Regions from separate parts of the Homo sapiens genome. Here region 2 is linked to region 1. Evidence: chromatin contacts called from ENCODE Hi-C or POLR2A ChIA-PET data. All regions are on one chromosome and are shown on one strand. The core of a region is the stretch at or near the end of the contact, and the rest is flanking DNA. Distances in the headings are between cores, read along the strand shown.

Region 1 (4,471 bases), core at 426-2,925:
AGCTGCCTCCCCACTCATTAGGGAGGACTCTCTTCCACTCTGGGTGTTGCATGAGGAGTTAAAAAAAATATGGGAGCACCTTGGCTGCCTCTTGGGTGGCTGAGTACAGCTAGGGGTCAGCGCTGTGTGGGCAGAAGGTAGAGGTAGCTGCTCACCTGGCTTCTGGATCTTTGGAGCACTTAGAGAACAGGGAAAGAAGAGAGGGGGAGGATGCAGGAGAAAGGGAGGGGAGCGACCCAGGCACCAGTTTGGGAATATACTGCATCGGATGTTTAGGTTTTGCTTTGGCCTCGTGGGGTGGTGGGGGTGGTTTCCGGAGTCTGCAGTTAGGACAGTGCCCTGTGCGTGTTTTCCCTTTTTATGTCCCCATAGCAGCCCAATCTGAATTTCTGGGACCTGACTAGGGAGGCCAGAGGGAAATACAGAGGAAAATACTCTCTTTCTGTTAGATTCTGGTGGGTTTCCTTTTCCTTCCCTGGGGACAGGCCCGAGAGTTTGGAGCTCCCCACAAGGCTTCAGGGGGTGTCTTATTGCTGAACTCAGAATGGCAGTTTCCCGTCTTGCTTAGGACTGATCAGTGGCTCGGACTTCCTGGGAGCCGTCTCTCTGGTCTTGGCCCAGCCTGTGCTCTGTGGGGTGAAGGATGACTCTGACCCCGCTGGATCAGGCTCCTGCAGGCATGCAGGAATGGAGCTGTTGGGAGGCAGAGAGCCTAGTGCTCATCTCCATCTTGGGTCCTGGTGATTGGACTGGAGTCCTGTCTGTCATAGGTGGAGGGCCAGTTGGCCCCAAGACAAACATGTCTGTCTGTGAACAGTGGACTCGAATGGGGGTTGTGGAGGGTTTGCTGGCCTCCTGCCTACACTAGGCATGATGCCTGAGGAGCTGGGGTGGGGTACTCCCAAACATACTGAGGTTTACCTTGCTAACTTGCAGAAAAGGAGTTCGGAAAGAAAGTTACTGCCTTGCTGCTTCCAGGGCTGCTATTTCCCGCCTGTCCCATCTCACATCTGCCCCTGGAAGATGCTGCTATTCTACCAGGCCTTATGTTTGCATTCTGAGCCTGACACTTAAAAATGCACCCAAGGAAGCAGCTTGTTAAGGAATTATGTGGAGTGGCCTCGGCGCCTGAGCTGCATTCCTGCAGATTCCCACTCCCATCAGCTAGCCTGGGCTGAGGGAGCGTTTCCAGGAACTTCAGTGGGATGCAAGCCGGGGACCGGGCCAGTCAGCCTGGACTGCAAAGTCTTTTGAGCCTCCACTCTCTCTGGTTGCTTCCCTTATTTGCCCCCAGGCTGGGAAACAGTAAGGAGCAGAGGGCACCCACTGGGATGGAGGTTGCAGTGGGAAACAAAACAGCCAAGAGGTGCAGCCCAGGGAAGGTGCCGGGGCTGTCGAGAAATGGTGTCAAGGCTTGGAGGGTGGGCAACAGCCAGCCCCTTAGAGGCCCCAGTCTGATCTGTTGCCAGGGAGTTGGGCTCTTATCCTGGCCCTTTCTGTCCTGTGTGAGAGAGGGAAAAAGGCTGAGAACCAGGAGAAACAGCTGGTTGGAACCGGACGGAGGTTGTTGGGGAGGGAAGCTGCAGACCCAGGACCCTAGTAATGGGTGTGGTCCAGGAAGCTTAGGACTGTGTTTGGAGAAATTCTCAGTGCCTGTGCGTATACACACACCCCTTTCCTAACTGGTTTTTCCAGTTAGGTTGGGGCTGGGGGAGTGCTGTATGTGTGGTTAAGACCAAAGGAGTTATGGGGAGGAGTGAAAGGTTGTGGAGAGGAGTGGGAGGTTGTAGGGAGGAGTGGGAGGTTGTGGGGAGGAGTGGGAGCAGGGCCCAGAGGGGCTGGATTCTTCCTTTAAGAGGATTTGTGTGACACCTTTGGGCTCTGATAATCCCCTTTTAGAAGAGTGCAAAGCAGAAATTCTCGGTGATGCCTTTTGTCCCTTATTTCATCATCCAAGCTGGGAAAGGTTGAGACCTCTGGCTTCTCCAGCTGGGCTTGCTGAGGGCCAGGCCTTCAGGGAAGAGGGTCCACCTCTTCGTCCCTCTCCAAGGGTCATGTGGACTGTCCCAAGAAAGCTGTGTGGGCAGGAATGCAGGTAGAAATTTGCAGTCTGCCAGGCTCCCTGTCTCCCATTCATGCCCCTGCTGAATCTCCCATTCAGCCTTAGCTCCTTTAGCTCTGTCCTCCCTAGGATGTTCTGCACACCATTTCCCAGCCTACCGTCTCCTCCAACTCTGAGCCATTCCTTTGATACTTATTTGCTCTCAGCTGGTTCAGTTTAGTGGTCCAGGACTCAGGGTCCACTTGTCTCTGTACATCTCCATCCCCTGGTCCCCTGTCCACCTGGAGAGATGACTGGGAGAATCTATTTGAGACAGCTCCTCCGGGGCAGTCAGGAATGGTCCAGGAAGCTGAGAGATGAGTTAGGGCAGTGAAGGGACCAAGCTGAGGCTGGGGAGGCAGCGTGTGGGCTGCAGCCAGCCGTCTATTTGCTGGAGAACTGATTAGTGGCTTTGTTACATTAGACAGGATGTTAAACATTGCTGGAGAAGAGAGGCTGGCACAAGGGGCTGGGGAGGAGCAGGCCTTCCTGAAATTGAGTTTCCAGAGACAGGACCTATCTTGAGAACCTGATGTTGCTGGCTGTTTTCCCCTGGGTTGTCAGTGATGTGCACCAGGCTTGTACATCTATTACTTCCCTGGGCCTCAGTATCCTATGTCTTTTTCTTGGAGCTTTGGATTTTGTATCAATATTCAAAGCTCTTACTGTAGGGAAAAGAAGGAAGGAAGGAGGGAGTGAGGTGAAGGAGGGAAGGATGGAAAAAAAAGAGGGCTAGTCTTGGGACTCATGTCACACTCAGAAGCCATTGGAAGTTTAGAAAGCTCTATCTAAAGCAGTGGTTCTCAGTTGGGGGACAACTTCACTCTTCCCTCCCTCCATTCCTGCCTCCCTCCCTCTCTCTCCCTCCTTCCCTCTGTCCGTCCCAGAGAGCATCTGGCAGTGTCTGGAGACATTTTTGGCTGTTATAGCTAAGGAGATGCTAATGTCTCCTGGTGGATAGAAGCCAAGGTTGCCACTAAACATCCTAAAAATGGACAGGACAGTCTACCACAACAAGAATTATTCAACCCCAAATGTCAGTGGCTTGGAGAAACCCCTGGGATTGGGACAAGGCTTCCTATAGGTTGGGGATGACAATAAAGGCCCTGGCTGATCATGCAGTCCAAGGCAGTTTCGATTTGTTGAGCTTGGCATAAATGTTCTCCCTGCCGTGATGTGGACAGTGATGCTCTGGTCCTGTTTTAGGGGATCAGAAGACTGTGTCCTGGCATTCTCCCTTCTTAGTTCCCCCACCTCCTCACTCCTGCAGGGCATATGTTGGGGAAGGATCAAGAAGTAGAGAATCCATCCCCAACACCTCCCTAAGTGCCCCACAGTGGGGTAGGCTGGAGAAAACATGCAGGGGGTGCCGGGTTTGCTATTTGGCTTCTTGCGACAGGGCTGCTGGGCCAGCTCCGCTTAGTCAGGGCTCTGGAATGGAGACAAGTCATTTTAATAGCATGACTGTGTTACAGGAAAAGGTCTGTTCCATTGCTGGGGACTCTGCTTGGAGTTGGGAATCACTTAATCCAGTCCCAAATCCCAGTGACCCATCTTTGACTCATAAGTTTACAGAGATTTATATTGCTCCCACTGCAGTCTATTTAGCTGTCACTGAAATCCCTCCTTCACACCCACACCCTAACTCTGTTAGAGCATTTCCTAAATTCGTTGTGGTTCTGCATAAGTAGATGCCACAATGTGGAGGGAGCTCCACTTTGGAAATGGAGGAATCTGCAAGCATATAGGGATTGGCTCTTCTCCCGTGTCCTCTCTAGGAAAGCTTCACTCTCAGCAGCCTTTGTTCCTCGTCCTCCAGCTCCTTCTTCTGCCTGCTTCCTGAGGAGTGGGGTCTGAGTTCCTCTGGGGCGTAAGGCACATTCAGACATCTGTAGAACAAGTGTGGGACTCAGTGGCACCCAGGCTCAATCCTGCTGCTGAGCAGAGGTGCTGGAGTGAGTCCTGCTCTGCAGCAGGAAAATAGGGAAAGGGGTGCAGAGAGGGCTGTGTTCTGAGTTCCCCAGGGACCTGTTCACCCCACGGATTCTGCCACCAGGATTGAGCTAGGACTGACCCGGCCCATGGTGTTACTCTATTTTAGAAAATGTGTGTGTTGGAGGGGTGGGGGCAGGAGATACAGCTTGTGGAAAGGAGTGCCACTCAACATCTTCAAGGGCAGGGATTCTGTTTTGGACTTTTCTGAGATTTTCTGGTAATGCCAATACAATGCCCGCTGCCAGAGATTTTAGAACTAGTCCTGAGAAGCAAGAACTCCCCTCACCCCCACCCTTTGGCCCAGACTCCTTCCAAGCCTTTCACACCTCCCCTGTGTCACAGCAGGAGAGTTTGTTCCAAAAGGGGAGTGTTGAT
Region 2 (4,810 bases), core at 268-2,767, 89 kb before region 1:
GAAATCAGGTGGCAATATACTTTAGTTGAAAGTGTGCTGGACTAGGGCGAACTTGGCTGATCTCTTAGTTCTTTGACTGCCTAACTGTATAAGTGCAGATCAAATGTTTAATCTCTCTGAGTCTCAGTTTTTCCATCTATAAAATGGTCATAAGGCCAGTATGCTGGCTCACGCCTGTAATCCCAGCACTTTGAGAGGCTGAGGCAGGAGGATTGCGTGAAGCCAGGAGTTCAAAACCAGCCTGGGCAACATAGTGAGACCCTGTCTCTATAAAAATAAAAATTAAAAAAGTAGCCAGGCGTGGTGGTGCATGCCTGTAGTCCCAGCTACTTCAGAGGCTGAGGCAGGAGGGTTGTTTGAGCCCAGGAGTTTGATGATGTAGTGAGCTATGATTGCACCAATGCATTCCAGCTTGGGCAATGGAGCAAGATCCTGTCTCTAAAAGAAATTTAAGAAGAATAATAAATAAACTTGAAAAAATGGTCATAAAAATATCTGTGCAGTGTATTTCAAAAGGTTATGAGGATCAAACAAAATGATACATGTAAAAAGAATGTTACAAAGCAGAAATGTATGCTGGGTAGGGGGGAGAGGAAGGGACAGGATGGGGATGGGGATGGGACTAAACTTAGGGGGTCTGCCGTGTCCCAGGGACTGTGCTCATTTTCTGACAGGAGCAATATTATTACCGACTGTGACAGCAGCTCCCACTAAGCCTGCACCTTAGCTGCAGATCCTTAGCAGGGCAGAGAGACAAGGCTGTATTTGTATCAGGTTTGTCGTCTGGGTTGTGACTCTCGACTTGCCCAGGATTCTTCCTGGTCCTGACCGAGTTGTCTTTGCTCTCCATTTCAGGAAGATGAGAGACTGCTTAGGCGCCACCACTAGTACCATGAGTCCCTGCACTGGTTAAAGCCATCGCCACAACCTGGACAGGCAGCAAGGTAAGCAGAGAGGCCAGTCCAGGCGAGCTCCTGGGATGTGAGTGCATTTCCGCCCCAACTGCTGCCCGGAAAAATCCCAAGTGCACAAACAAGTCAAGGCAGCGCATCAGGGTCCCTCCTACCCGAGCTCCAGGACCCAGAGGAAGCTGGGTCCCCTTCAAGCGCTTCAGCTAGCTCCCTCCCCCCTGGCAGGGATTCTTCCAAGTTATAAAAAATGAGACACTGGAGGGGAAGAAAACAAGTCCACTCACTGTCTTCTCCCTTCTCCCCTCTGAGCTGTTCAAGCAAGTTCCCAGGAGCAGTTCAGAGCCCCTGTTGGACTGGAAGGGAGGTAGGAGGAGTGGAATGCATGCAAAAACCGAGCTGATCAAAAGACAGTGCTGTTTCATGGAAGCCTCCCAGAACTGAGAGAGAGAGAGAGAGAGAGAGAGAGAGAGAGACAGTGAGAAAGAAAGAAAAAGAGAGCGCCCTTGTGCACGCGCTAGGCCAAGAGCGCGCCGCTGTGCGCGCGCCCGCCTAGCGAGGACAGGGTCTCCATGACAACCGGCCTGGCCGGCTAGCAGTGCTCTGCTCACTTGGCTGCGAGGAGCGCCACGAAAGGTCAGAGGAAGGAGCTGTGGGAAGCTCGCAGCAGGTATCGGAGCTTAAGCCAGTGGATTTGGGGGCCCTGGGCTCCCTAGCCGGCTGCGGTGTGAGAATGGAGTGGGCAGGAAAGCAGCGGGACTTTCAGGTAAGGGCAGCTCCGGGCTGGGATCATTTGGCCTCCTTTCCTGGCCCTTCTCTCCGGCTGTTTTCTGGGAGTCAGGCGAGTGTCTGTAGTCTCTGCTCGGGGTTTGGGGCTCAGGAATGATGTCATGCTCCAACAGTTGGATTCTATTAGCTTAAGGAGGAGGGAAACAGCCAATTTTCTTGACTTTGCAAATCTAGCTGATCTCACTCTTGCTGAATCTGAGGTGTTTAGACTTCACTCTAAAAAGCATCATTTTACTTTTATTTAGCACAAAGGCACAGGATATTTTTACAGGAAGAATCTTTTATATGGAAAAATCTGAGTTAACATCACTCCCGTGGTGTTTGTAGTTCTTACAGGGAAACTCCAGTGCCTTTTGAGCCGCTTGTTCGTCCTAGTGAACACTGTCTGTTTTGTCTCTTGGTGCTGCTATGTCTGACCTGTAATGGAAAAAAAAAAAAAAAAAAGGCTAATTAAGCTCAGCCAGGAGCCTGTGGTGAGTTCCAAGTCCCTCTAGAGCATTTATTAGGACAGAGGGACTGTCACAGGGATGCCTGAGCTGGGGTTTTGCACTCTCTCTCTTCCAGGCAGCTTGGTAAGAATCAAGCTGTCCTCCCACATCAAAAGGTCGATCACAGACTTTCCTAAGAGGTGGAGGAGGGGGCTGGCTTGGGGTTGGGGGGCCTGCAAACAGGTTTCTCATCCAGATGTCCCAGAGTGAGCTCTCAGCAGCAGCTGCTAAGAGCTGGGGAACATGAGGCACTGTAGTTGTGCCGGGTGGATTCCTTTGGTTACATTTTGACCAAATCTCAGGGCACGCAGTGTCCACGCTGTGCACTCCTACACTGATTGTCCTAAGTTTTGGTAAAACTTGTTCTGACCTAGAGGAGTGGTACATGGTGAGCTGTGTGGCCTTGGAAAGGAGACCCTCCCAGAAAGGCAGTTTTATAGGTGATAGGGTAGTGGGGTTGTCAGTAATATTATGAGGAGGATGAATGCAGCAAACACTTCCTGCAACGGAGACCCATCAGGGGTTGTGCTTCCACTTGAGCCATGTTATGTCTTAAATTCACTTCTTGGCCTCAGGGAACTTTGCAAATGCCTTTGGTTTCTCTGTGGGATGAGGGAACAGCTGCTGTCCTGGTTCTTCAGTTTTTCTTCTTGAACTTTCTGAACAGAATGTCTTTTGTATTCTGGCAAACAATGAGGGGGCATTCTGATTAACTTCGGATCAGCTTGCCAATGCAAGCACTGGCCATGTCCCCAGTTCCGGCTCCCTAAAATGAGTACATGTATACATCGTGGTTGTGGCCTGAGGGTCCACAAGGGTGAACTCCATGGCCCTGGACCTCAGACGGTCCACTTCTGAAGTTATTCCTCTTGCTACATACACTCCAGGGATCCTTTGCTTAGTTGAAACCTACATTTTGCTGGAGGGATGTGGCATAACACTGAGCCAGTGGCCCCTTCAGTTGGCAGTGTAAATCCAGAACCTCAGCCTTCTTTTCTACTTGTGTGTGTAGTTGGAGCTCTTCAATTTTACCATCCCCACATCTGTGAAGAGGGCTAGCAGAGACCCAGTTTCAGGAGCTGCTGCTCCTTCTGTTGGTATAGCAGAAAGAATAATGGATTTGGGTTGCTAGACTTGAGTCGACGGCTAGATTCTGTTCCCATAGGGCGGCCACGGGCAAGTATCTTAACTAATAGGAGCTTCAGATTCTTACCTGTGAGATGGAGGTAATAAGAACAACTTCACAGGACTGTTGGGAGGAGCCAGTGGGATAACTTCCATGAAAGTAGTTTGAAACAAGTCACGTCCTATCTAACGAACCGTGTTGTGAATTGAAGCTTGAGGAATGACCCAACTCTCTCTGGAAAGTCACTTTGCCTCTCTGTTCTGGTTCTCTCATTTTATAAAGTGCCTTCTTCCTTTCTGCATTTATAAGTAAACATGAGAAAAATCTGAAAAGACTTCTTCAGGATGTTTAAGGAAACAAATGTTGCTTTCCTTGGGTTGGGTCGTTTCATAAGAGTGATGTTTGCCATAAAACTGGAGCCTCATAGACGATCCTGCAGGGAGGAAGCTTTCCTTGGTCACCTGACTCATGTGTTTATATATAGTATAGAGGAGAGGTATTCCAAAAGACCCGTCGCTTTTCCTGTGTCCCACAGCTGCCTGTAGAGTTGTGGCACCATAAACTTTAGCAGCTGGAAAAGAGGCCAGGCCTGGTTCCCTCATCCTGCTGGGTCCTGCTGGGCACACTCTGCAGTGGGCAAAGGGGTCTTTCTCCTTCATTCTGGGTTTAGAAGGCAGGGTTCTAACTGGGAGAAAGTGTTATTGCTCCGAAAGGCTTCTTGGGGGCTGGGCAGGTCTTTCAGGAACTCATAAGGCCACAGCTTATGGGGAAAGAAAAAGAAACAAGGAAGTGGGAATTCCAAGGGCAGAGATTCTTGATATGCCATGGGACTGTGCCAAGGAATGGAAGAGCAGGGGAAGGGAGACTCCAGGCAAGGAGAGTCCCAGGTCTGTCCTCATTGAGTCGAAAGGGCGTATGGCATACTAGAGCGCGTCACCCACAGCCCCAGCTTTACTGTAGGATGGGGAAGACCTGCCAGCCATATCCCGGAGTGGTGTCTGGGAAGAAGCCCTTGAGCAGACCCATAGTAGGCAGATTAAAAAAATGAAACAAAACAAGCAGCTCCCCTTCTAGTTGAGTCATGTCACAACAGCCTCTAAGGCCTGAAGGAGAAGCTGCCCACAGCTTAGATTGGGGCTGCAGCTGTTCCCCGACTCCCATCAGTCCGGCTTCCCAGAGCTGAGTCACAAATTGGATCTGTCTATGTTCCTTAAGGATTAAAAAGTAACATTCCTGTTCTCACTCCCTCTTTCCTCCTTCTACTCCGCTTCCTGTACCTTCTCCCCTTGGGCTCTCTCTCTCTCAAATTAGATATCAGTCACCCCGGGAAGATGAAACTTTGAAATACACTGGAGAACAGGCCAAGGACACCCTTGGTTCTGCTGGTTCAGCCTCTTTCCCTGGAATGAAGGGCGGGGTGTACAGATTCAGGAGGGCAATCCAAGTATCATGGCCCCACTGGTAGCCTAGACCTAAGAGAGGCTGTGCCCCACTCCCCA

Evidence for each region. Hi-C counts contacts between places; a loop is a spot of excess contacts on that map. ChIA-PET counts read pairs that join two places held with the same protein, here RNA polymerase II (POLR2A). Pooled maps may share reads with other maps.
Region 2: a loop to region 1 is called in a map of stomach, with 2.6 times the contacts of the local background. The contact joins the promoter of DENND2B here to the enhancer-like site in region 1. A Hi-C loop is called at or near these places in 25 of 168 maps with a recorded cell type or tissue (GM11168, IMR-90, PC-3 and 15 more), 2 of 37 single-sample maps with no recorded cell type and 17 of 50 pooled maps. POLR2A ChIA-PET finds 5 or more read pairs at or near these places in 11 of 52 experiments (AG04449, AG04450, BJ and 8 more).

Annotation. Positions count from the first base shown.
Region 1 is chr11:8,718,600-8,723,070 of GRCh38, reverse strand. All of the region lies in intron 4 of DENND2B (DENN domain containing 2B), which reads left to right. LOC107984308 (a long non-coding RNA gene) reads right to left here. Exons shown (of 2, transcript XR_001748118.2): 2 at 3,539-3,990. Among named protein-coding and RNA genes, the nearest start is that of SNORA3B, 35 kb to the right of the region's middle. Within about 2 kb of position 1,675, at least 13 of the 41 ENCODE cell types and tissues checked have a DNase peak (open chromatin) inside an H3K27ac peak, as active enhancers do; they include PC-3, PC-9, breast epithelium and 1 more, where a contact is called at or near this core.
Region 2 is chr11:8,807,381-8,812,190 of GRCh38, reverse strand. DENND2B (DENN domain containing 2B) reads left to right here and starts at 1,517. Exons shown (of 20, transcript NM_213618.2): 1 at 1,517-1,674. It overlaps DENND2B-AS1 (DENND2B antisense RNA 1), which reads right to left. Exons shown (of 5, transcript NR_120590.1): 5 at 1,915-2,114.